Regions from separate parts of the Homo sapiens genome. Here all the other regions are linked to region 2. A link is a loop called in an ENCODE intact Hi-C map of the cell type or tissue named here. Cell type or tissue: B cell. All regions are shown on one strand. Region 1 has its middle 17 kb from the start of LBX1. Region 2 overlaps ARMH3 (armadillo like helical domain containing 3). Region 3 has its middle 8.3 kb from the start of HPS6.

Region 1 (8,000 bases), 800 kb after region 2:
TGCCTTAGAGGACGCTCCTCCTCTGCGAGGAAGGAAAAGACCCACCCCAGCGTATAAATAAAGATCCCGCGTGTCCCGATGGCAACGGCAGGGCGGGTCTCTGGCTGGCAGGAGAGGCCGAAGGTTTCAAAGGCGCGCGCTTGGATGCGGGGCTGGTGTGGAAGTCCGGGACTTCTGGGTCCCTTGGTCTGAGTAAGCGTTTGTGCCTGCCCGTTTCTCAGACTCTAGGTCGTTGCTCGGCTAATCCATCCTGCACTCCTTTTGATAATCATATAATTACATCTGAGCGCTGTGAGTTTACATTTTTTTCCACTCTCAGTTTAAGGAAATAGCCACCAAACGGAAGCCCAATTACACCGAAGCCTCGTCATTCACTTTATTAAGGACCCTGGATATGTTTCCATTTTCGCAGGAAATGAGGTCTGATCAAGCAGCACTAATACCTTGGGCCTCGGGGAGGGGGCGGGGACTCTCAGGGGCTGGCTAGATTCCGCGCGAGGCCGCGCCGCCCGCAGAGCCGAAACTGCCAAGCGGATGGCCCCACCTTGGGGCGGCAGATACCCAACTCTTCACGTCTCCCAATTCCTCCCAGGACCTCGGATTCGTTCTGTCGGGGCCACCCACTGGGCAGACCCACACCTTCCCACATCTCAGCGTGCTAGGCTCGGGGCTACCACACGCTGGCGCGGGTGGGGGGCGGATGGGAGGGCCAGGAGAGTTGAGGGGACTTTGCATTCCCAAAGAGAGACCCAGAGTCCTTTCAAGCTCCACCTACCCCCTTCCCAGGTGTTTGGCAACCTCCGAGGATGCTGCTAAGACCTCCGGAGCCGGGCAAGCAGGCCTGGAACGTCTGGGAGGCATCTTCCGGGGTCCCATGCCCCGCCTCCTTCAGTCTCTGATTCCAGTTTTCCATCGCCCCTTCAATGGGAACGTATCCTTTCCCCGCTGCCACCCTGTGCTTTTGAAGGAGAAGACGGTGGGTCCAGGTCTCACCAAGGAGCTCGGGTCCACCAGGCCTGACCCCGGCGCCGGCGGCTTTTGCCCCTCCTCGGATCTCGAGTTCCCAGACGGCGGCCAGGCAGGATCCATGCCTGCGCGGTGGCAGTGCAGCCACTTGGTCTCTCCAGGTTTTCCTTTCCCTCCACACAGGCCCCCGACTGAATTCAGGGGGTGAGGAGTGGCAGGGATGGTGCCTTTAGGCCAAGCCTCGGGAGAGGGGGATGAGCTGGAGGCAGGACCCCACAAATTTGAGGCATCAGAGTCTCTAATTTGCAAGCGCCGTGGAAGCCAGTCGAGGCCCTATGGATCGGTCCAAGAAAGGCCCCAGGCAGAGAATGGCCCGCGGCGCGGAGGTGTCCGCGAGAAACTAATTCCGATCTGGATAACGGGTCTGAATTAGACACGTTTACAGCCCCATTCCCCTTTCCTCCTGGGCGCTGGGGGGCAGTTCCTCGAAACTTGGGGGCAGATTCCCCAGGAGCAGCTGCTGTGGGTGTCCGAAGGAAGAGCGAGGAAGGGAGCCCCGGGACGCGGGAGTCTACACCCTCTGCCCTCCCAGTCGCAAGCTCAGAGCAGCTGCTCATACACAGACCCGCGTATCCTGGGAGAAAAACAGATGAGCGTGCCCTTGTATGTTTGACTCCTGGGCCAAATGTGGCCTCTAAGACCCCGAATTCTTCTCCTAGCAGCCTCAGAACGGAATCCATAAATTCAGAGAGGCAGGTGTGCCGACGACAGTCTCCCACCCCTCCAGGTCCTGGGGAAGGCCGGGGGATGCCTCCTCTCTCCCTCGCAGCGCCTGCCACGCTTTTGCCCCCCTCTTCACCTCGCCCCTTTTAAGCCTCCGGAGAACGATGGCTGCCCAATGGCCCCATGTACCCAGGCCATCCCGCTGTTTCAGGGAGGATCCTAGGGTCCAGGCTCTTTCTTCCTGCAGCCCTCTCGGGTCTCCAAGCCCGCCCCCTCTTGAGCACAGGTGTTCGAAAGGCCCCGCTTCTCTGTGACGCGGGCTTCGAGCGCCACCTAGCGGTACTTGACGCTCAGCAGCAGTGCCCGCCCTTAAGCCACCCCTTTCCCCACCCATCCGGAGCCCGGATAGCCATCCTGACGCGGTCCCACTCCCAAACTACAAGCTCCTGAGTGAACACGCTTCACCCCCACTTTATTATTATTATTATTATTACTATTATTGAGACTGTATCGCCCAGACTGGAGTGCAATGGCGCTATTTCGGCTCACTGCAGTCTCCACCTCCCAGGCTCAAGCGATCCTCCCATCTCAGCCTCCTGAGTAGCTGGTACTACTCAGACGCGCACCACTACGCTTGGCTATTTTTTTTTAACTTTTAGTATAGACGAGGTCTCACTATATAGCTCAGGCTGGTCTTGAACTCCTGGGCTCAAGCGATCCTCCCACCTCGGCCTCCCAAAATGCTGGGATTACGGGCGTGAGCCACCGTGCCCGGACTTCTTTTTAAAAATAGAGACAGGGGTCTCTGTCTGTCACTCTGACTCAGGCTGGAGTCCAGTGACATGATCATAACTCACGGCCTCCCAAAGCTGCCGCATTACAGGTGTGAGCTACCGCGCCCGACCTCTCACCCTCACTTCTTGGAACGGAGCCTTTAGTAGAGGGCCGCAAGGAATTGCAGGGGTGTGGCTAGGGGACTCTCACTTGGACCCGGCAGATGTGCGGGACACTGTTTCAGGGTTTGGGTTTGGCGTGGGGTTGAGGAAGGGACCACCCCATGTCTCTGCTGGCGGGGAGCAAAAAAAAAAAGGGGGGGTTCTCTGGCCGTGTGCGGTGGCTCACGCCTGTAATCCCAGGAGGCAGAGGTTGCAGTGAGCCGAGATCGCGCCACACTGCATTCCAGCCTGGCGGCAGAGTGACACTCCGTCTCAAAAAAAAAAGGGGGGGGGGTCTACTTATGAGCCCCTCTCATCCCTATTCCTACCCGAGCCCGGCCCCCAGCTCAATCCCCGGTACACTGCGGGCAAAGATCAGAACACTGCGGAAAAAAATCAGAACTTTCTCGGCTCGCAAAGTTCCGGTCCTCGCACCCTCCGCGGCATGGGAAAGGTTAGGTAGGAGCGCCCTCTGCCGTCTGTTATTTGGCACTGCGGCGGGCTGCGGGGCTGGAGGCAGCGAAATTCCTCTAACTGGCTCGCGGTCATCTCAGCTACCCTCCTGCCTATAGGGAGGAAGTCCCTTTCCCAAAGGCGCACAAGGGTTCCTCCGATCTTCATGGGATTGCACAGGGAAGGGAGACTCAGTGTTGCTGAGTTCCACCCGCACTGTGAGTTCTGTGCTAATCTTACCTCTTTCCCTCCTGCTGTGGGGTCAGCTTCCTCCCAGCTGATAGGATACCTGGGAGGTTAGAAATTTCTTCCCCTGCACCACAGTATATACATCATATTTCACAGCATAAATATATACAATGTTTACTTGTCACTTAAAAGTAACAATGCAGAAATTGCCGGTCGCGGTGGCTTATGCTTGTAATCCCAGCACTTTGGGAGGCCGAGGAGGGTGGATCACCTGAGGTCAGGAGTTCGAGACCAGCCTGGCCAAAATGGTGAAACCCTGTCTCTACTAAAAATACAAAAATTAGCCGGACGTGGTGGTGGGCGCCTGTAATTCCAGCTCCTCGGGAGGCTGAGGCAGGAGAATCACTTGAATCAGGAAGGCAGAGGTTGCAGTGAGCTGAGATCATGCCATTGCACTCCAGCCTGCGTGACAAGAGCAAAACTCCGTCTCAAAAAAATAAATACATAGGCCAGGCACAGTGGCTCATGCTTGTAATCCCAGCACTTTGAGAGGCTGAGACCGGCAGATCACCTGAGGTCAGGAGTTCGAGACCAGCCTGGCTAACAAGGAGAAATTGCCTCTACTAAAAATACGAAAATTAGCTGGGTGTGGTGGCGCATGCCTGTAGTCCCAGCTCCTCTGGAGGCTGAGGCAGGAAGATCACTCAAATCTGGGAGGCAAAGGTTGCAGTGAGCCGAGATCACGCCACTGCACTCCAGCCTGGGTGACGGCGTAAGATGCTGTCTCTAAATAAATAAATAAATAAATAAATGTAACAATGCATAAATAAAAATAAATTTCTTTCTCTACAGTGTGATCATCAGGCCTGACGGACGGGCCACGTTCCCCAGCTAGCACACTGCAGATGGAAAGGTCAGGGGAAGAGTGAGTGCCAACCCAGGCTCAGTCCATGGGTCTTGCGCGAATTGTTCAGAGTAGATAAAAAGTGGTAAGAGGTGGCGACAGCCCTGCCTGGCACTTCTAGAAGGGCCAGAGATCCCTGAGCTTCTGGTGACATCCTGGCAGAAAACCTAATAGGTAGTGAGTGCAGCAGGAAGTTCTATGCCCCATGAGGGCCCTCACATGCCTGACATACACATGTACTGACTCTGTGGTGCACCAAACACTCCCTTACACAGGCTCAGGCTGCCACCATGTCTTGACACTGAACTCCTGACCCTGCAGAGCCACACTCACCCAAGACCCACTCCTGAGACCTGCTCCCACCCAACTGCAGGACCTTCTCCAGCCCTGAACGTTTAGGAGAAGCAAGGATCAGAGTGGGAAGAACCCCTGGGCAGGTGTGGGAGGAGGCAGTCTGTTAAGGTCGCTTTAGGTCTTTGTCCTCGATTTTGAGACTGTCCTTAGAGAAAGGGGAGTACTGTGTCTTACTGTGTGACAGGAGGGGTACTGGGCTTCAAAAGTCCCTTGCGACCTGAGATCTGGTGACAGCCTTTCATTCGAGGCAATGCTCTGTGATTGTTTATAAGTCTCCCAGAACTCTGTCCCCAATCCCCTCTTGCCCACCTGCCATGTCCAGAGAGCGGGAATCCCCCCTAGACACAGATTAGCCACAAGTATTGGGAATTTCCACTTACTGTAAGTAGCAGGAAAATGAGAATCCTGAGCCCCAAGCCTTAGGTGGGGAAAGAGGTGAAGGAGATCCTCTGTCCCCCTTCCATCTGTTTCCATCCTTTTTCTCTTGGGGTCTTAAGTAGTTTTCCCTGGCAGAGTGTCCTCCCAGAATGGACATCTTGGGGTCCCTGGAGTCACTGCACTAGAGCCAGGATACCTCGTGTCCCTCTTCCCTTCCCCCAGGATGGGAGGGCAGCAAGGGAGAGCTGTTGATGGGCCCGGCTGGCTAGTCTGAGCTTGAAAACACAGATTTCAGGTCCTCACTTCATAGCCACTGAAATAGAATCAGTGGGGCCTGAGAATCTTCCCTTTATGAAGCAGCCTACTCCTTCTTTCTCCTTCTTTCCCTTTCCCAGACTCTTCTGGGAGAACTGCAGAATCTCTCCCCTTCCCATCTACTCCTCCCCAGCGTGACTTCCAAATGAGGAAATCCACCTGATATGTGGGATCAGATATCCTGGGCTTAAGTCTGTAACTTCCTAGCTGTGGGACTTTGGCAAGTCACTTCATCTCTCGAAGCCTCAGTTTCATCATCTGTGAGTTGACCATAATATTCCCTGTCTCAGGGGGGTGCACTCAGGGTCAGATGAGCTAATGTCTTCACAGGGTGCTTTGCAAAAGGCACATTTTAGTCCAAATGCTGGTGACTATTCAAGAATTTCAGTGCCAGATGTAGAGGTGTTGGTAAGCCCAGGGAAACCTTCTCCTGGCCTGAGCAGTGAGCTCTGGAGACAGAAGGGGGAATGATCCCGAGATTGGAGTCCAGGCAGGGCAGTCCCCTCCCTCAGAGAGCTCATCCTTGTGGGCATGTGAGGGTCTCTTATTTGCAGCTCCCCAGGGCTCCACACTGAGTGGGCTTTTCTTCCCAGCTCACCTTTCCCACCAAAGATATGTAACTGATCTCTGTGGGGGGAAGAAAGAAGGAAAATACCCATGCCAATTACCTTCTTCAAAAAGAAATTGGGGCCAGGCACAGTAGCTTATGCCTGTAATCCCAGCACTTTGGGAGGCTGAGGCGGGTGGATCACCTGAGGTCAGGCGTTCGAGACCAGCCTGGCCAACATGGTGAAACCCCGTCTCAACTAAAAATACAAAAATTAGCCGGGCATGGTGGTGGGCACCTGTAATCCCAGCTACTCGGGAGGCTGAAGCAGGAGAATTGCTTGAACTTGGGAGACGGAGGTTGCAGTGAGCTGAGATTGTGCTACTGCACTCCAGCCTGGGTGACAAGAGGGAAACTCTGTCTCAAAAAAAAAAAAATTGGGCTTACTTAATATCAGTTTCAGTCACTGAGAAACTCACATCAAGTTCTGGGGAACGTGTTAAAAATACACAGGCTGAGCTGTAGTACATTTCTGTCATGGTCTCCAGCTATTGGGATTTCTTTGTCCCTGGGGGTGAGACCTACTGCCTTGGAATACCTAGCGTTACTGATCATAAGCAGACAGTGAGGCCTCCCAGAATAGCCCTCCCAGAGATGCCCCCTCCACATCCCTGGTTTTCTTCCAAAGATGGGGCAGGGAGCAGTGAGCTGGGCAGACTATGGGGACAATAAGCTAGAGTGACATGGACTTAGAATGACAGGAGATAGGTCTAATAGAAAGAGCAGGGCTTTGAACTGTGGGGCAGGGGAGCAAAGCACGGGTCTCACTCCTTCTAGCTGTTCCTCAGCCTCGCTAAGCCAGTTTCCTCATCTGTAAAGGCGGGTGATACTAAGACCGGTTCCATCTCCCACGGTGGTTATGAGCAGCCACTACTTCCACAGACAGAGCTGCATTTTTGCAAACATATAGATGTGTGCATATATGTGTAGAAATAAGAACAGAGCATGTGTCCTATTCTGAAATTCACTTTTTTCACTTAATAACATTTCTTGGTTACTTTACCAGGCCCTTTTTCCATGGCGATAGCTTGTAAACCGCAAAACTATTGAAATGTTAGTTAATTTAAAGAACTCAGAGAAAACACTACCCTTTGGAGACGAAGGGCTGTTTTCTCATTGGGGTGTAGTGTGTGTGTACCCATGTCTTTGTGTTGCTAGGTTGGAGGAAAGGGAGGGCTTGTGAGTGTGCATGGTACTTCAGCAGCTGGAGACCCAAGTGGGATGAAGACTTTTCTGATTTTTAGGAATATAGAGTCTGGAGTGAAAACAAATTGAACCAATTAGGAAACTTCATCCCCTAGGGAGCCCTCTCAGAAGCCTCCCAGGAGCCTGCCTGCTTGGTTACTGGCCCTAGGGGGAGTGTGGAGAGGGGGAGACCTATGTTTGCCTCTGGGGTGACACAGAGGGTATGTTAAGGTATATTTAAGCTGCTGTGACAAAGAGGTCCCCCAATACATAGACTAACAGGGATAGGTGTCTATTCTTTTTCACATAACAGTTCAGTGTATAGATCTCTGTTCTATATGTTGTCATCACTAAAAGCATGGACTCTGGAACCTGGTTGCCTGGAATCAAATCTTGCCCTTGGTGACCTTATAGCAATTACTCAACCTGTGTCTCAGGTTCCTTACCTGTAAACTTGGTTGGACTTCATAGGATTATTGTGAGGATTAAGTGAGTTAGGACCCTCCAAAATTATTTATTGAGCACCTACTACAGTCAGTCATAGTCAGTCATTGTTTGGGGCTCATGGTAACTCCCACTGGTGGGCTCAAAGTGGCTGCTCTAGCTTCTGCCATCATGTCTGCCTCCCACTCAGTGGGAAGAAGGAAAGGGCAAAGGGAGCACACACCCATTCCTTTAAGGTCATAACCCAGAAGTGGCATACATCTGACCTCGTCCTAACCATCAATCAGAATTTGGTTGTATTGACTCAATAAGCTGCAAGGGAGGCTGGGGAGTGTAAACTTTAGTCATGTGATCATGTGCCCAACCAAAACTCAGGCATACTAACAAAACAAGGAAGGAATGGATACTGGTGGGAAATTAGCAGTTTCTTCTCTCTTCCCCGGGGCAGCTGCATCATTCTCATATACAATTGTTATGAGCCAAAGGGGGCTGTCTGCTCAATGTGCCAGGTTTTGAGAAAAGAAAGGCTTTTATTGCAAGTTGACTC
Region 2 (8,000 bases):
TTTTGATGCTTTGACAGTGCCTCTCAGAATTTCTGTCCTTGTCGCCAACTTTCAGGCAGGACTTCTTGGGCTAATTAGTGTTCTTTCTGACCTTGTTCTAGCATCATCACCAACTCCCAAAGGCTACTGTCTTATTTCACCTGTGCTATCTTTTCCCTTCTAGGGAATGGGACTTGTAATTGCTCAGGCTTTATCTGAGTACAACAGGTAAGTCCACCTTTCCAGAATGGAAGGGGGTCTGATTTTCATTTGAATTGGTTGTTAGAGTTTTGTTAGAGTTCTTGGGTCAAATTCCCTTACCTAGTCTAAGAGTATTCAGATGTACAGCCCCTGGCAGATGTATTTGCTCTAGCTTTGCTTGATGGCCTTAGCAGGGATTGTTTTTAACACCAGGGGAAAAGTAGCCACCAGATTAGTGTCTCTTTAGGCAGTTAGGCACATTCCTTTGCAACTTTTGGTATTTTATTACAGAGCATTTTAACTAGTCTTCCAGCCACAAGTGGGCACTTCCATTTAGTCCAGTGTATCATACAAGTATTTTCCATGTAAAAAAGGTTGTGGAGACTGCTTTTTTGTTATCTTAAAAAATATATAAAAGGAGAAAGTATATTAGGTAGCCCTAGTTTGACAGATGTTTCTTATTTATTGGGAATGAACCTCAACTTCCCAGAGTCCCTGTTTCTCCTGGGGGCTCCCTTCATTGATGCTTGCTTTCCCTTTTGCTGGAAGGATCTGACATTAGTGAATGGAAACCAGAAGTATCCCTAATTCTGGCAAGGGCCAGGCAGGATCTTTCATGCTCCTCTCTAGACTTTTCTCACACACAATTGGGTATCAGAACTTCAAATCTGTCCCATCTCTGCAGAGAGTTTAGTTTACTGATTTCCTTCCTCCTCCTTTAAAAAGAAACAAGATTTTCAGTGTTGTAGCCCTAAAGTAATTTTACTGTCACACTTTTCAAGTAATAGATTGTTTGAGAAGTAACTGGATCAGCTATATGTTAGGGCACTTTTGCAGCCTGCTTTCTAAGTCTAAGTCTCTCCCAAAGTAGCCAGGCATTTTGGTACACACTACCTCAAGAGCAGACAGGTGACTCTTAGCTTGCAGGGATTGTCATGATGCTTGATTGTCATAATGCTTTAGTTTTCTGGAGTCAGAGAATTTTAAGAGTGCTCTGCCCTGATTACCCCAAATGTCAAGGACAAAGACATAATTGATAAACAATCCTAAAGTTGAATTTAGTTCTTTTTGTTTAGGCAGTATAAAGACAAGGAAGAAGAACACCAAAGTGGTTTTTTCTCTGCTTTAACAAATATGGTAAGTCCTGCTTTTTTTTTTTCTCCTGAAAAAAACAGAAACAGTGTGGTCTGCAGGGGTGGACAAATCGGGCTCCGAAGTTCAGATATTTGAAGTGATGGCATGATGACAAGAGAGAGGCTGCTCAGAGCAGATTTTCTTGGGGAGTGTATTTCCTTTACTGAGTTTCTTTCTTTTTTTTTTGAATCCCCACTTTTGATGTACCTTTAGTGAGATTCAAAACCAAGTGAGATGGGGAAAGGAGAGCTTTGGTTTCTCTGGCACTTAGTTTTTCCACATTAATTAATTAATTAATTAATTTTTTAAAGGCTAAAGAAAAGGTACACATTAAGCCAGAATTTGCTTCCTAAAGAGTTGGCTCCGTTTAGGCACTGACCTTGTGGAACACGGTATAGTAGGGTTTGGATCTGAGTGCTCTCCTGAATGCTCCTTTGCTGTCTGCCATGGCTGTTTGATCCTCATAGCTGGTCCTAGGGTTGAGCGATCGTGCAGTAGATCTGTGCCACTCTTCTAATAGCTTAGGGTTTGGGCTTAGAGGTCTGAATTTTAGGGAAGTTATTGGTCCAGCTGGCAAGACTCCAGGGCAAGGTTTCTTGGCATTTGGTACCAGATAATCTGGGACTGATTTTGAAGAGATAAATCTAGGAGATTCTAGAATCTAGGCAGATTCAGAAAGTCTGTCTTTCGGGCATTATTATCCAAGTATTCAGCTCTAGGGCAAGACAATTTTTTGGTTAGTTGCAAGAAGTAGTTGCCCCCTCTCCTCCTCCACTTCTGCAATTCTTTTTCCTCCACTGCTTACGAATTGTTCCTTCTGCCTTCTCAGCCTGTTCTCAGGAAGGGGCCTGATAAACTCTTTAACTCCAAAATGTAAATGAGTGAAGTCTCTCAGGGGCTAGAGAAGTATGAGTTTTGTACTGGTGTTTGATGAAATGAATTAGATACAATTATACTGCTCCCAGATATCTCTGCCTTTCAGTCAAGTTTTCAGAAAGTTTTGTACCAAACACATGAAGCTCTAGGAGCATAGGTTTGTGTATAGTTTCAAGCATAATTAAGGAGGTGGAAGAGGTATTTTTTAGTGGGTGTAGGCATCTTAGTGCTTCTGATATCATACACATTAGAGGCAGCCTACTCCATTTACTTATTCACTTGCTCTGACTAGGACACAAACTAAAGATTTTGTTATCTGAAAAATGGAGAGTGGATCTCATATAGACAGCTTTGGTCTGAAACCTGAATATTGTTCCCAAAGATAGCTTTATGTTGGTTGAAGTCAGCCTGCTTCCTGTGAAGTTTTTCCTAAGTTAGTTTCTGACTTCAAATAAGCAACTTCTAGGAAAGATACAGAGTGATGAAGATGTGTAGGTTAACTGTCAGAGGGACTAAACTTACACACTGAAAAGGAGAGTTGGACAAAAGTACTAGGCTTTTTCTTTAAAGCGAGGTGATTTAGTAGGCAAGATGATTTACTAGGCAAGATGATTTAGTAGGATTCTCATTATTTCATTTATTACTTATGAGTCTTTTAAGATTTTCAAAGTGGGCTGGTTTTGGTGTGTGTGACTTATGGCCTAGAGTTCCAAGTTCTCCCCAGGTGGAAGCAGCTTGTTTTCTTCACTGATAAAAGGCTTCCTAGGCATAAAGCTCCTCTCATATCCTCCTGCTATAAGTTTGCAATTCCCCTTTTCTTCCACAGGTGGGCAGCATGTTCATAGCAGATGCCCATGAGAAAATCTCAGTACAGTAAGTGCCTGACATTCTTGTGCAGTGACTTGGACTTTAGTGTGGGCTGTCCTGCTGGATATGAGAGTGTGCAGTGTTACCTCTTGCTAATCTTTTACAGAATCATACTTTTTTGGTGATTTTCAAATGTTTCATGGGTTTTGAACATTAATGGACCCTTAGAAATTTCTGCTTTTCATATGTATTGAGCGACAATAAGCTGAACAACTGTTGCCAGACTATCTCTGCAATGAAACAAAAGAGGGATGGGTGTCTGAGCCAGTTGAGGACTTAACTGGGTTGAGGTGGAAAAACAGAGGGAAGATAATGAAGTAGATGAGAACTGGTCCTAAGGAATTAAAGTGAAGGCCCTGACTCCTGCCTATACACTTTTGCATACGCCCAAATGGCAAGTAAAGGGGAACTTTAGAAATGCAAAGGAATTGATAATGAGGCGCTGGGGTGCAATCCAATCTTATCTTCATGGTTATACTGTTTTAACTCCCCCCACTATAAAAACTGCTCCAATTTGTTCTCTTTTTCTTTAGAACCAATGAGGCCATTCTTCTGGCACTTTATGAAGCTGTTCATTTAAATCGCAACTTCATCACAGTATTAGCTCAGGTTGGTCACATTAAAAATCCCAGTGTTTTTTTCTCTCTAAATTTCATACCGATTAATTCCATTGAAAAGCCTATCTGGCTGTACTTGTTTAAACCCTGCTTTGCATTGGTAAGTGGTAGTAACAAGGAGTTGAATCAGTTGCCTTTGTTTCCTGCTGTCCTCAAATATGTATGTTTCCATTGGTGCTGAAATGGGTCTAATAACGTGCAAAGTTAGTTTTTTTGGCCAATTTATTGATCCTGTTAACCCAAATGAATTGTCATGACTTCATTTTGCTCACTAGAAATCCCTGGTATTATCCGCTATGTGGATTTTTATATTGGGCTTTCTGCTTTCCACACCACTGTGGAATTACAACTGGAGATAAAATAGGCCAAGCCACTCACCTTATTATCTCACCAATTTCCAGAGGAAAAAAGTAAAAAATATCCTGGCCAGGTTAAGGTTAGCTGTTAACAGATAACGTGGTTTACATACATTGAAAGGAAGTCATAGAATACTGAGCGCTGGGCCCTGCGCTGTGGCTCACGCCTGTAATCCCAGCACTTTGGGAGGCTGAGGTGGGCGGATCACAAGGTCAGGAGATCAAGACCATCCTGGCTAACACGGTGAAACCCTGTCTCTTCTAAAAATAAAAAAAAAATTAAAAAAAAAATAGCTGGGCGTGGTGGCGGACGCCTGTAGTCCCAGCTACTTGGGAGGCTGAGGCAGGAGAATGACGTGAACCCAGGAGGCAGAGCTTGCAGTGAGCCGAAGTCGCGCCATTGCACTCCAGCCTGGGTGACAGAGTGAGACTCTGTCTCAAAAAAAAATAAAATAAAAACAAAACATAACAAAATAAAACAAAATAAAAAAACAAACAAAAATACCCCCAGAATACTGAGCGATGGGTCACATGCCTGAGGGATAGCCACAGTAATTGGCATAGAAGAGGACTAAAGTAGACCAAGAACTCAAGAGCTGTCCATGAAAGCCATTTTAAAAAATTGATAAAGTGTTATTATCTTAAAGCCAGACTGTTTAAAATATGTATGTAGGGTTATTTTAAGGGAAAGTTTGCTTATGCTTTTTCTCAAAGGGTAGATGTATATGGAATCTATTGATTTGAATTTTAACACAAAAATAAGGTCATGCTTAAAAAGCATCATGCTGGTTTGAGATCTGCTTCATAGAACACTTAAGAGTTTTCATGACTGATAACATAGAGACTTTAGTTATTATTTTCACTCGTTTCTTATCTGCTCTCCAAATCCTATAACTGATTGTAAAGGAAGAGGTGAGGAAGGTAAAGTGCTGGTAAAGCTGTTAGGGAAGAAAAGGGAAGTTAAAAACAGCTATCACTCAGCTTAATTCTCAAGAGCTGATGTGGGAGGGATGGCTAAGAAAGGTTAGGGACAGAAGAGTCATCTGTTTTGGTCCCTACTGGGTGTCTCACCATGTCTTTGCCTCCCAATGAAGGCACACACACTTTTGTTTGTTGTGGAACAGGAAGGCCGCCATCTGAATAGCTCTTTTGCTTTTTTTTTTTTTTTTTTTTTTTGGAGATGGTGTCTCGCTCTGTCACCCAGGCTGGAGTGCAGTGGCACGATCTCTGCTCACTGCAAGCTCTGCCTCCCGGGTTCACGCCATTCTCCTGCCTCAGCCTCCCGAGTAGCTGGGACTACAGGTGCCTGCCACCACACCTGGCTAATTTTTTTTTTTTTTTTTTTTTTTTTTTAGTAGAGACAGAGTTTCACTGTGTTAGCCAGGATGGTCTTGATCCCCTGACCTCGTGGTCCATCTGCCTCGGCCTCCCAAAAGTGCTGGGATTACTGGTGTGAGCCACCGCACCCGGCTGAATAGCTCTTTTTATAGTACCTGGTATCCCCTTGACTCATCTACATCTGCTAGTCAATTATTTGGTTATCAGAACAGCCTATTGATGTGTTTTAGGTTGATCTGATGAGATCCCAGGTCTGGATGGGATTGCAAATGTTCTCTGCTCTCTTGTAGAATAATCCTGTATATTTGTTGACCCCAGTTTTTTTTTTTTTTTTTAAATGTCTGTGGTGCCACAGAAAAACTTATGTAATGGGAACCTAGTTGCTTAAGATAAATTAGCACACAGAGCTTATTAGAGATTAGCAAGCATCAGTCGTAATCAAGTACTCATGAGAACGAAATACAGAAGTAGTCCCTTCTCAGCTTTTTTTTTCTTTTTTTTTTTTTTTTTTTGAGATAGAGTCTTGCTGTGTCACCAGGCTGGAGTGCAGTGGCGTGATATCACCTCACTGCAACCTCCGCCTCCTGGGTTCAAGTGATTCTCCTGCCTCAGCCTTCCAAGTAGTTGGGACTACAGGCATGCACCACCATGCCTGGCTAATTTTTTGTATTTTAGTAGAGACGGGGTTTCACCGTGTTGGCCAGGATGGTCTCGATCTCCTGACCTTGTGATCTGCCCAGGCCTCCCTAAGTGCTGGGATTATGGGTGTGATCCACTGTGCCCAGCCTCAGTGAGCTTTCTAATTATGAGACTAGGGGCACAGTGGCATGCATCTGTAGTCCTACGTACACAGGAGGCTGAGGCAGGAGAGTGCTTGAGCCTAGGATTTCGAGACCAGCTTGGACAACATAGCAAGATGCTGTCTCAAAAAAAAAAAATTATAAGGTCCAGAATACCAGTCCTTATTGGTATTAGGCACTTGATACTCAGGGAGAACTGGATTTTCTGTTTTCTTACACATCTGTGTATCTTTTTCAGAGCCATCCAGAAATGGGCTTGGTGACGACCCCTGTCAGTCCTGCTCCTACAACCCCAGTCACACCACTTGGGACCACACCGCCTTCCTCTGATGGTGAGCCCACCACCACTTTGTTTTTCTTGGTTAATATGATCTTAGATCTCTCAGAGTGAGCATAGCTGTGTTCAACAAAGAACCTACGTAGTTGTTAATTTTTCCCACTAAATTGGTCTGTAGTACTATCCTTCAGGCCTCCTAAATTTCCAAAGAAAACTTTGGAAAAAGACAGTCCAGTGATTTTCTCTGTAAAAGAAGCTTACATAACTCTAGCTTTTCCTCCTCAGGGAGTAGTTGTAGAGGCATGGAGTGCTAGACCTGCAAGGTCAGTAATGCCTGTCCTGCCACACTCTCAGAGTCCTTGTGAGGCTCAGATGAGATATTTTGTGAAAAATGTCACCTTGTGATTATAAAGCACTGAAATGAATGTAAAATAGTAATGTTATCTGATGTTACCATTTGATCAATGAGGGAATTAAGGCCAGAGAAATGAAGCAGTTTGCCTAAGATTAGTGAGAGTAGAGACTGAGAACCCAAACATGTAAGCAGGATCTTGTCTATTTTGTTTACTACTAAATGCCTAGCATAGTGCCCAGCATGGTACTTGCTTAATAAATATTTGTTGAATAAATGAATGAGAATGTGAACCTGGCACTCACTCACTGTTATGTGTCTATCAGCCACTCCCAGTTGGAAAGGACAGGCTTTGAGTGTATTATAATTGGGAGTTTGGTGGATACGTAAGATTTATCTCCCTCAAGACAACAACGGTGAAAATTTCCCCTTCATAAATCTTATGGCTGGAACCTAAGAAAAAGGCAACAGAAAAGAAATTATGAATTTTTGCCAAAAATTTTGAGGTCTATTATAGGCTGAGTGTGTTTGGTGGAATATTGTAACCTAAAAACAATCTATGTTAATATTTGATGTTGTAGCTCAAAGATTGACCTTGTTTTGGTAAAGAAGTACAGACAATCCAACTTTGATACTTTCTTTTTGCCTCCCCACTGTTTGTACGTGAAATGACCTTCTTTATTCTTTCTCTCCTTTAAGTTTTCATATACCACCCGTGGCAGTAACATTTCCAGGCAGTATAAACAGTACAGAACTATGACAGGGAGGTGCCATTGTTAGTTATATATATGGTAGCAAATTGGATCTGTTTAGAATTGAAAGCCAAATCCCAAAATATCTTTTTTTTTTTTTTTTTTTTTTTGAGACAGAGTCTTGCTGTCATTTAGGCTAGAGTGTGGTAGTGTGATCTCGGCTCACTGCAACCTCTGCCTCCCAGATTCAGGCGATTCTCATGCCTCAGCCTTCTGAGTAGCTGAGATTACAGGCATGTACCACAATGCCCGGCTAATTTTTGTATGTTTATTTTTATTTATTTATTTGTTTTTGAGACGGAGTCTCGCACTGTTGCCTAGGCTGGAGTGCAGGGGTGCGATCTCAGCTCACCGCAACCTCCACCTCCCAGGTTCAAGTGATTCTCCTGCCTCAGCCTCCCTGGGACTACAGGTGTGTGCCACCATGCCCGGCTAATTTTTTGTATTTTTA
Region 3 (8,000 bases), 65 kb before region 2:
ACCCCTTAAGGAAATATTTCTAGGAGAGCCACAAAGACTAAAGAATCTCAGTCCAAGGAGGTCTTAGTAGGGCTGACCTCCAATCTCCCTTTTCCTATAATCAGTCCCATGGAGTTGGGGTTAGAGAAAATTGCGATATTATCAGGGGACCCGTAGTCTCTCTATGGTACCCCAAAAATAGTGAACAAGAAGGCACAGATGTTGTAGTAGGTATGGGATGGGGGTATCTTCTGAGCTCCAGATCCCACTTTTACATTACCATCCCATTTCTACCATCTGCCCCCATCATTGTGAATACGCAGCTGGAAGACATTGGGATGTCAACAGAATTGATGAAACAGAAGATTTGCTGAATTCAAATTTTAAGAAATTTGGCCAGGCATGGTGGCTCACTCCTGTAATCCCAGCACTTTGGGAGGCCAAGGCAGAAGGATCACAAGGTCATGAGATGGAGACCATCTTGGCCAACATGGTGAAACCCCATCCATACTAAAATACAAAAAAAATTAGCGGGTATGGTGGCACACACCTGTAGTTCCAGCTACTCGGGAGGCTGAGGCAGGGGAATTGCTTGAACCCAGGAGGTGGAGGTTGCAGTGAGCCAAGATCACGCCACTGCACTCCAGCCTGGTGACAAAGCGAGGCTCCATATCATTTAAAAAAAAAAAAATTGGGGCCAGATGTGGTGGCTCATCCCTGTAATTCCAGCACTTTGGGAGGCCAAGGAGGGTGGATCACCCGAGGTAAGGAGTTCGAGACCAGCCTCGCCAACATAGAGAAACCCTGTCTCTACTAAAAATACAAAAATTAGCCAGGCGTGGTGGCTGCGCGCCTGTAATCCCAGCTACTTTGGAGGCTGAGGCAGGAGAATCACTTGAACCCGGGAGGCGGAGGTTGCAGTGAGCTGAGATCGCGCCACTGCACTCTAGCCTGAGTGACAGCAAGATTCCATCTCAAAAAAAAAAAAAAAAAGAAATTTGGTGTACTGATAGACTCTGTGGATTTGACTATTAATATGCACAAGTTCAGAATCCATCCCTTTGAGAGACAGGGATATGAGCACTGACCTGGGATAGATGTGAGGAAAGAAAAGGGGTGACCAGGGCTTGACAGGGTATGATGGGCAACTGAAGCTGGGCGACAGAGCTGGGAGGCACAGGGCAGACTTGCAACTGACTGAGATCTGCTGCTCTTTTGTTTTCTTTTTCTTTTCTTTTTTTATTTTTATTTTTATTTTATTTTTTGAGATGGAGTCTCATTCTGTTGCCCATGCTGGAGTGCAGTTGTATAGTCTCTGGTCACTGCAACCTCTCATTCCAGGTTCAAGCGATTCTCCTACCTCAGCCTCCCAAGTAGTTGGGATTACAGGCACATGCCACCACGCCCAGCTAATTTTTGTATTTTTAGTAGAGATGGGGTTTCACCGTGTTGGCCAGGATGGTGTCGATCTCCTGACCTTGTGATCCCCCCGCCTCGGCCTCTCAAAGTGCTGGGATTACAGGCATGAGCCACCACTCCCGGCCAGCCTTTTTTTTTTTAATAGATGAGGTCTTGCTCTATCACTCAGGCTGAGTAGCAAGATCATAGCTCTCTGCAGCCTCAAACTCCTGGGCTCAAGTGATCCTCCTGCCTTAGCCTCTTGGTAGCTAGGATTACACTGCTCCCAGACCTTTTGTTTTATTGATGACTCCTCAGCTGTCCCCTGCCTCCTTGACCCCTTGGAGCTTAGATTCCAAAACACTATTCAGAAGAGAAAAATGGATGGACCTCAAGTTCTCTTCTGGTGTTCCCTCATGCCAAGCACTGAGGTCTCTACCCCTTGTGGGTCTGACTGCTGATATTAAGGGGATGATGAACAGGCTAACAGAGTGAGAAACATGGGATCAAGAGCCCATTCCCAGCTCCAGTTAGATTTGCCATGAAAACAAAACCACAACCCTTCAACGTTTTCTGGGGCCACCTGGGAAGGTGCTGCATTCTACAAAGAGAAACTCTATCATTTATTAGAGAAGCCACAGAGGTTTAGGAAATCCAGTGTTCCCTCCCTCCTTTCCTCCCTCCCTCTCTCTCTCTCTCTCTCTTTCTGACAAGGTCCTGCTCTGTCACCCAGGCTGCAGTGGCATGATCTCGATTCAGTGCAGCCTCAACCTGCCAGGCCCAAGTGATCCTCCTACCTCAACCTCCCGAGTAGCTGGGACTACAGGTGCATACCACCATGCCTGGCTGATTTTTTGTATTTTTTATGGAGACGGGGGTCTTACTATGTTTCCCAGCTGGTCTTGAACTCCTGACCTCAAGCGATCCACCCACCTCGGCCTCCCAAAGTGTTAGGATTACAGGCGTGAGCCACCATGCCTGATCCTCGCTCTCTTTCTGACTCCCCTTTTCTGGTTTGATGCTTCCTGGCTATCCACTTCCAACCTTCCACTTTGGAGCCATTTCCATCTCTTCTTCCCAAGCAACTCTTTTTTTTTTTTTTGAGATGGAGTCTCGCTCTGTCGCCCAGACTGGAGTGCAGTGGCACGATCTCGGCTCACTGCAGGCTCCGCCTCCTGGGTTCAGGCCATTCTTCTGCCTCAGCCTCCCAAGTAGCTGGGACTACAGGCGCCCACCAACACGCCTGGCTAATTTTTGTATTTTTAGTAGAGATGGGGTTTCACCGTGTTAGCCAGGATGGTCTCCATCTCCTGACCTCATGATCCACCTGCCTCGGCCTCCCAAAGTGCTGGGATTACAGGTGTGAGCCACCACGCCTGGCTGCAATCCTTTCTTTATTCCCAGAAAAGCCACATTATGTCCTTCCCTTTCCCAATATTCACAGGGGAGACCTACTCACTAGGGAATTCACTATGGTCTGACCAGTATGGTGGAGGGAAGAAGTGGTTGCTGATGTGTCCCTCCCCACTCCTTAGGCTCCCTGTAAATTCCATACCCCACACTGACCCTCCACTATCCCAAAGAAGCTATGAGAACAACGAGCTTATCTAGTCAGTCATAAGCAGTCACTTGATTTCCCATCTGGACAACTATCTCAGTGATACCTAGATCAGCATCCCCCCTGCCCTGTCCTAGGACCTGGCCTAGGATCTCTGTGTCCCCCTGACCCAATACCTCCCCTCAGTCTACCCTTCCTTCCCTTTCTCTACTGTGGCTCCCAATAGCCTTCCCACCCCAGCAACAGGGCTCTGTAGGAAAGGCCTGCCCCTCAATTCTGAGGCTCCGGGCTGTTCCTAGAGCTTGCCTGGGGCTGTTAGGGATAAGGGCAATGCCCACCTTCCCTACTTTTCTCCAGAATAAAACAAAAATAATAGAATTTGAGATGACTGCATATCACCTTGGAATCCAAATGGCTGCCAAAGCCTGAGGACCTGAAATCTATGTAAAGCCTGAACAGTTTGCTCCTCCAGGGCCTCCAGGAGGCCCAGGATGAGATGGGTCTTCCACTTTCTTGGTGGAGGTCACCATTCCCCTTTCCTCAGCCAATCACAGCTCCTTCCCTTTTCCTCTATTCTCTAGATAATGGAAACTTCTGGAAGACCAGATCTAGCTCAGCTGCCCCATTGGCTTTATGCATTGGCCATAATTCTGGTGACAGGCCCCAAAGGACCTTCTCTCTGTGCCTTCCTTCATCCTCCCAGCATTCATACCTGAGAGCCTCCTCTGCTCCCCAGAGTGAGCAAATGTCCCTGTTTCTCCCTCCTAGGCCCCTCTCCCCATGCCCATCTGTTGTCTCTCCTTTTCATTCTCTGCATCCAGTCCAGCCCCATCTTCTTCCTCATCTCTCTGATTCTGTCTCTCCTCGCCTTTGTTCTTGCTCCTGTCCTGTCTTGCTCTTGTGCAGAGACCTTCAGAGCCAGGCCCAGGCCCTCTGTTTGGGAATTACAGGAGAAAGCACTCTAAGTCTTCTATCCACCACTGGGAGTGACCCTAGGCACTCAGTCCTGACCTCACAGCCCGATTCATTCTCTCTCCCCACCTGAATTTTTATTTAAAGCAGAAATGGGAACCCATGCAGTAATAGTGTAAGCAAAGCTTATAATTCTCATGGTCTGTGAGCCCTGAAATTGTGATTCTGGAAAATATTTTTATTGGGGGGGCTCACCTCTATTTCACATTTCGTGCATTAAGTGAGACTTTATTTATTTTGAAAAAGTCCCAGCATCTTCCTGTACTTCAAATTCATATAAAATGTGAACTTGCTATGCCCTCCCAGGAAACTCTGCTGTGTGCCCTCAACTTCCTCCCCAGTTGGACCAAATTATCTAAGTCAGGTTGGTAGCTGGAATAGACTTCCAATCCTGGAGACGAAGAATCCTGCCAGCCCAGGTCCCCTTTCTTCTGGGTGATAACCATCCTAGTACAAGTCCAGGGCCCTTTCCCTTCTCCATAATTCTGTTCCTTGAATCTCTCCTTCCCTCTTCTCCTCTCTTGCTCTAAGAGAAGCTCCATTTACTACATCCAGAGGCTTCCTCAGTTCTTAGTTAAAAATGGGCAAGTGTGCATGTTTGAGGGCAATGGGTGGAGTTGGCAGTGACAAGAGTAACCACCAGGGGGAGCCTGTGCCTAAGAAGAGACTGAGGTGGCATAGTGGAGCCACTCAGGACTTTTTCCCCTTCATTCTGGGGCAGTAAGGCTGCCAAGCATTCCAGCCCAGGGTGGCTCCTTATAGACCTGGGAATCTAGAGCTCCTTCCTCCCCCCTTTCTGGCTCTCCTCTTTTCCTGATTACCCGGGTCAGTGTGAACCAAACTGCTACATCTACACAATGTGAACACTTCCTAAGGACAGGTTAGGAAGAACATGGCCCCTGGAGGGCCTTATTATTTATTTATTTATTTATTTATTTAGACAGGGTCTCACTCTATTACTGGAGTGCAGTAGTGTGATCACAGCTCACTGCAGCCTGGACCTCCTGGGCTCAAGCAATCCTCCCACCTCAACCTCCCGAGAAGCTGGGACGACAGGCGTGTGCCACCATACCTGGCTAATTTTTTTGTTTTTTTGTAGAGACAGGATTTTGCCATGTTGCCCAGGCTGGTTTTGAACTCCTGGGCTCAATCTATTTGCCTGCCTCAGCCTCCCAAAGTGCTGGGATTATAGGCGTGAGCCACAGTGCCCAGCCTGGATGGCCATATTCAACGTAGGGATCGATCTTCCAGACCTTTGACCTCAACCCACAATTTCCACTAGCCCCTGTCACCAGTCTCTTCCTTGGAACCTCATTGACTCAGGCTTTCCTATCCCTTCTCAAACTCTCCTGGTTTGGGGATCGGGGGCACTGGGTAGTACCAGTTATGTCCATTGCTTTCACCTCCACCTCAACTCCCAAGATGGTCCGAGCTCAGTGGCTTCTTCACCCCTGCCACTGTCCTTGGTGGCTAGGTTCTGCCTTCAGATCCACCTGACTTACTGCCATCAATTTCAGGGCTGGATCAACCAAAGAGTCAGTCTGGCTTATGAAAAGAAAGGAAGAGAGCCAGAGAATCTCTACAGGCCAGAGCTTAATCCCTTCTTTTCACCCCAGGTCATAGGGCCTTGTCAGTTCCTGCATTCACAATAATAATTAGGCTGGTCGCAGTGGCTCACACCTGTAATCCCAGCACTCTGGGAGGCCGAGGCAGGCAGATCACCTGAGGTCAGGAGTTCGAGACCAGCCTGACCAACATGGAGAAACCCCGTCTCTACTAAAAATACAAAATTAGCCAGGCATGGTTGTGCATGAGTGTAATCCCAGCTACTTGGGAGGCTGAGGCAGGAGAATCGCTTGAACCCGGGAGGCAGAGGTTGCGACGAGCCAAGATCACACCATTGCCCTCCAGCCTGGGTAACAAAAGCAAAACTCTGTCTCAAAAATAATAATAATAACAATAATAATTAAACCTACTATGAACCTGGCACTGTGATACATGCTGAGGATACCAAAATACAAATAACCATGGTCTGTGTCTTCAAGGGACTTGTATACTAATCAGGGAAATGAACAAATAACTAGGCAATCACAGTATAAAAAAAGAGAAGACTGGAAGAGAAGACTGGAGAGGCAGGGCCAGACACAAAGGAAGGGATGGCTTTCTTAGGAGTTTGGCCTTTACCCTGAATGTTGGGGTAGGTGATGAACTTGATCAGATTTGCTGTAGTATACAATACTCTCGGTAACCAAGGTTAGATTTGAGGAGACAGGGATGCCAATTAGAAAGCCAGTATAGGCCGGGTGCGGTGGCTCACGCCTGTAATCCCAGCACTTTGGGAGGCCAAGGCGGGCGGATCACAAGGTCAGGAGTTCAAGACCAGCCTGGGCAACATAGTGAAAATCCATCTCTACTAAAAATACAAAGATTAACCGGGCATGGTGGTGCACGTCTGTAGTCCCAGCTACTCGGAAGGAAGGAGAATCGCTTGAACCCGGGAGGCGGAGGTTGCAGTGAGCTAAGATTGCGCCATTGCACTCCAGCCTGGGTGACAGAGCAAGACTCCATCCCCTCCCCCCAAAAAAAAAAAAAGAAAAGAAAAGAAAGGCCGGGCGCAGTGGCTCATGCCTGTAATCCCAGCACTTTGGGAGGCCAGGGTGGGCGGATCACGAGGTCAGGAGATCCAGACCACCCTGGCTAACATGTGAAACCCCATCTCTACTAAAAATACAAAATAAAATAAAATAAAATAAAAAGCCAGAGTGATGGCAGGCACCTGTGGTCCTAGCTACTCAGGAGGCTGAGGTAGGAGAATGGTGTGAACCTGGGAGGCGGAGCTTGCAGTGAGGTGAGATAGCGCCACTGCACTCCAGCCTGGGAGACAGAGCGAGACTCTGTCTCAAAAAAAAAAAAAAAAAAAAAAAATTAAAAAAAGAAAGAAAAAGGGAGGCTTGGGTCCCTGAGGCCACATAGGCAGTTGAAGGAGCCTTGCGCCCTGCTTCCTCGCCTTCACCCAGGATGCTTGCTGGGACTACTGTGCAGTACTCCTTGTGCCTAGCTTTACTGCCATGTGAACCTGAGAGAGCTCCTGAGGTGAGGCACACCTATGGAAATGCTCCTGCCCACTGGCTTAGGATCCTCCCCTCACCTTCCCAGGGACTTCAGACCCCCCTACTCCAGTCCTGCCTGTGGACCTTGGATCTGAGACCTTGTTCACCACTCAAAACCTTCAGCAGCTGGGTGCGGTGGCATGTTCCTAAAATCCCAGCTACTTGAGAGGCTGAGGTAGGAGGAGTGCTCGAGTCCAGGGGTTCAAGTCCAGCCTGGGCAACATAGCAAGAAATTGTCTCAAAAAAAAGAAAAGAAAAAAGGCAACCAAGCCAGGCATAGTGGCCTGTGTCTGTAGTTCCAGCTACTTAGGAGGCTGAGGCAGGAGGATGGCTTGAGCCCATAAGCCATTGCACTCCAGGCTGGGCAACATAGCAAGATCCTGTCTCTTAAAAACAGAAGCAAAAAGCTGGGCATGGTGGCTCATGCCTGTAATCCCAGCACTTTGGGAGGCCAAGGTGGACGGATCACCTGAGGTCAGGAGTTCGAGAGCAGCCTGACCAACATGGAGAAACCCCATCTCTACCAAAAATACAAAATTAGCTGGGTGTGGTGGTGCATGCCTGTAATCCCAGCTACTCAGGAGGCTGAGGCAGGAGAATCGCTTGAACCCGGGAGGTGGAGATTGTGGTGAGTCAAGATCGCACCATTGCACTCCAGCCTGGACAAGAGTGAAGCTTCGTCTCAAAAAAAAAAAATAGAATTAAATTAAATAAATAAATAAATAAATAAGAAACCCATCAATGCCAGAACTTACCCCTTTCTCAGGTACTCAAGGCCAAGGACTTTGGCTTAAGATCTCCACCCTCCTATTCAGAGACCTCTGTCTGATAACCCTCTCAGGAACTCCATTAAAACTCAGTCACACGGTGATCCCTGTGCTGTTTCCAAAGTCCTGCATCCCTGAGCTGTCTTCCAAAGTCCTGAGATGCAGCTGGGATCACTTGCACCCTCCACATTGAAAGGAAGGATAAGGCTAGTGTGA

What was found. A loop is a pair of places that touch in the nucleus more often than their neighbours do. Peaks named below come from ENCODE experiments on the same cell type or tissue, not always from the same donor. Only the 100,000 strongest peaks of a DNase experiment are listed, where the experiment ranks them.
Region 1: a loop joins it to region 2, with 6 times the contacts of the local background. A loop is called at or near these places in 6 of 110 quality-filtered maps.
Region 3: a loop joins it to region 2, with 11 times the contacts of the local background. A loop is called at or near these places in 22 of 110 quality-filtered maps.

What each region holds. Positions count from the first base shown.
Region 1 is chr10:101,208,912-101,216,911 of GRCh38, reverse strand. No RefSeq gene overlaps it. Among named protein-coding and RNA genes, the nearest start is that of LBX1, 17 kb to the left of the region's middle. RefSeq lists enhancers at 1-224, 2,075-2,124, 2,135-2,204 and a silencer at 1,925-1,974. In B cell, CTCF peaks have their summits at 1,829, 2,041 (motif pointing left) and 3,094 (motif pointing left); DNase peaks (open chromatin) are centred at 291, 1,281, 1,991 and 3,091; H3K4me3 peaks cover 1,822 bases; H3K27me3 peaks cover 7,591 bases.
Region 2 is chr10:102,005,040-102,013,039 of GRCh38, reverse strand. It overlaps ARMH3 (armadillo like helical domain containing 3), which reads left to right. Exons shown (of 26, transcript NM_024541.3): 10 at 164-207; 11 at 1,257-1,317; 12 at 3,017-3,063; 13 at 3,591-3,666; 14 at 6,407-6,500. Among named protein-coding and RNA genes, the nearest start is that of ARMH3, 47 kb to the left of the region's middle. RefSeq lists an enhancer at 3,124-3,193. In B cell, CTCF peaks have their summits at 2,815 and 3,015; DNase peaks (open chromatin) are centred at 3,019, 5,039 and 5,669; H3K27ac peaks cover 4,466 bases.
Region 3 is chr10:102,069,631-102,077,630 of GRCh38, reverse strand. No RefSeq gene overlaps it. Among named protein-coding and RNA genes, the nearest start is that of HPS6, 8.3 kb to the right of the region's middle. In B cell, CTCF peaks have their summits at 4,322 and 4,534 (motif pointing right); a DNase peak (open chromatin) is centred at 4,560.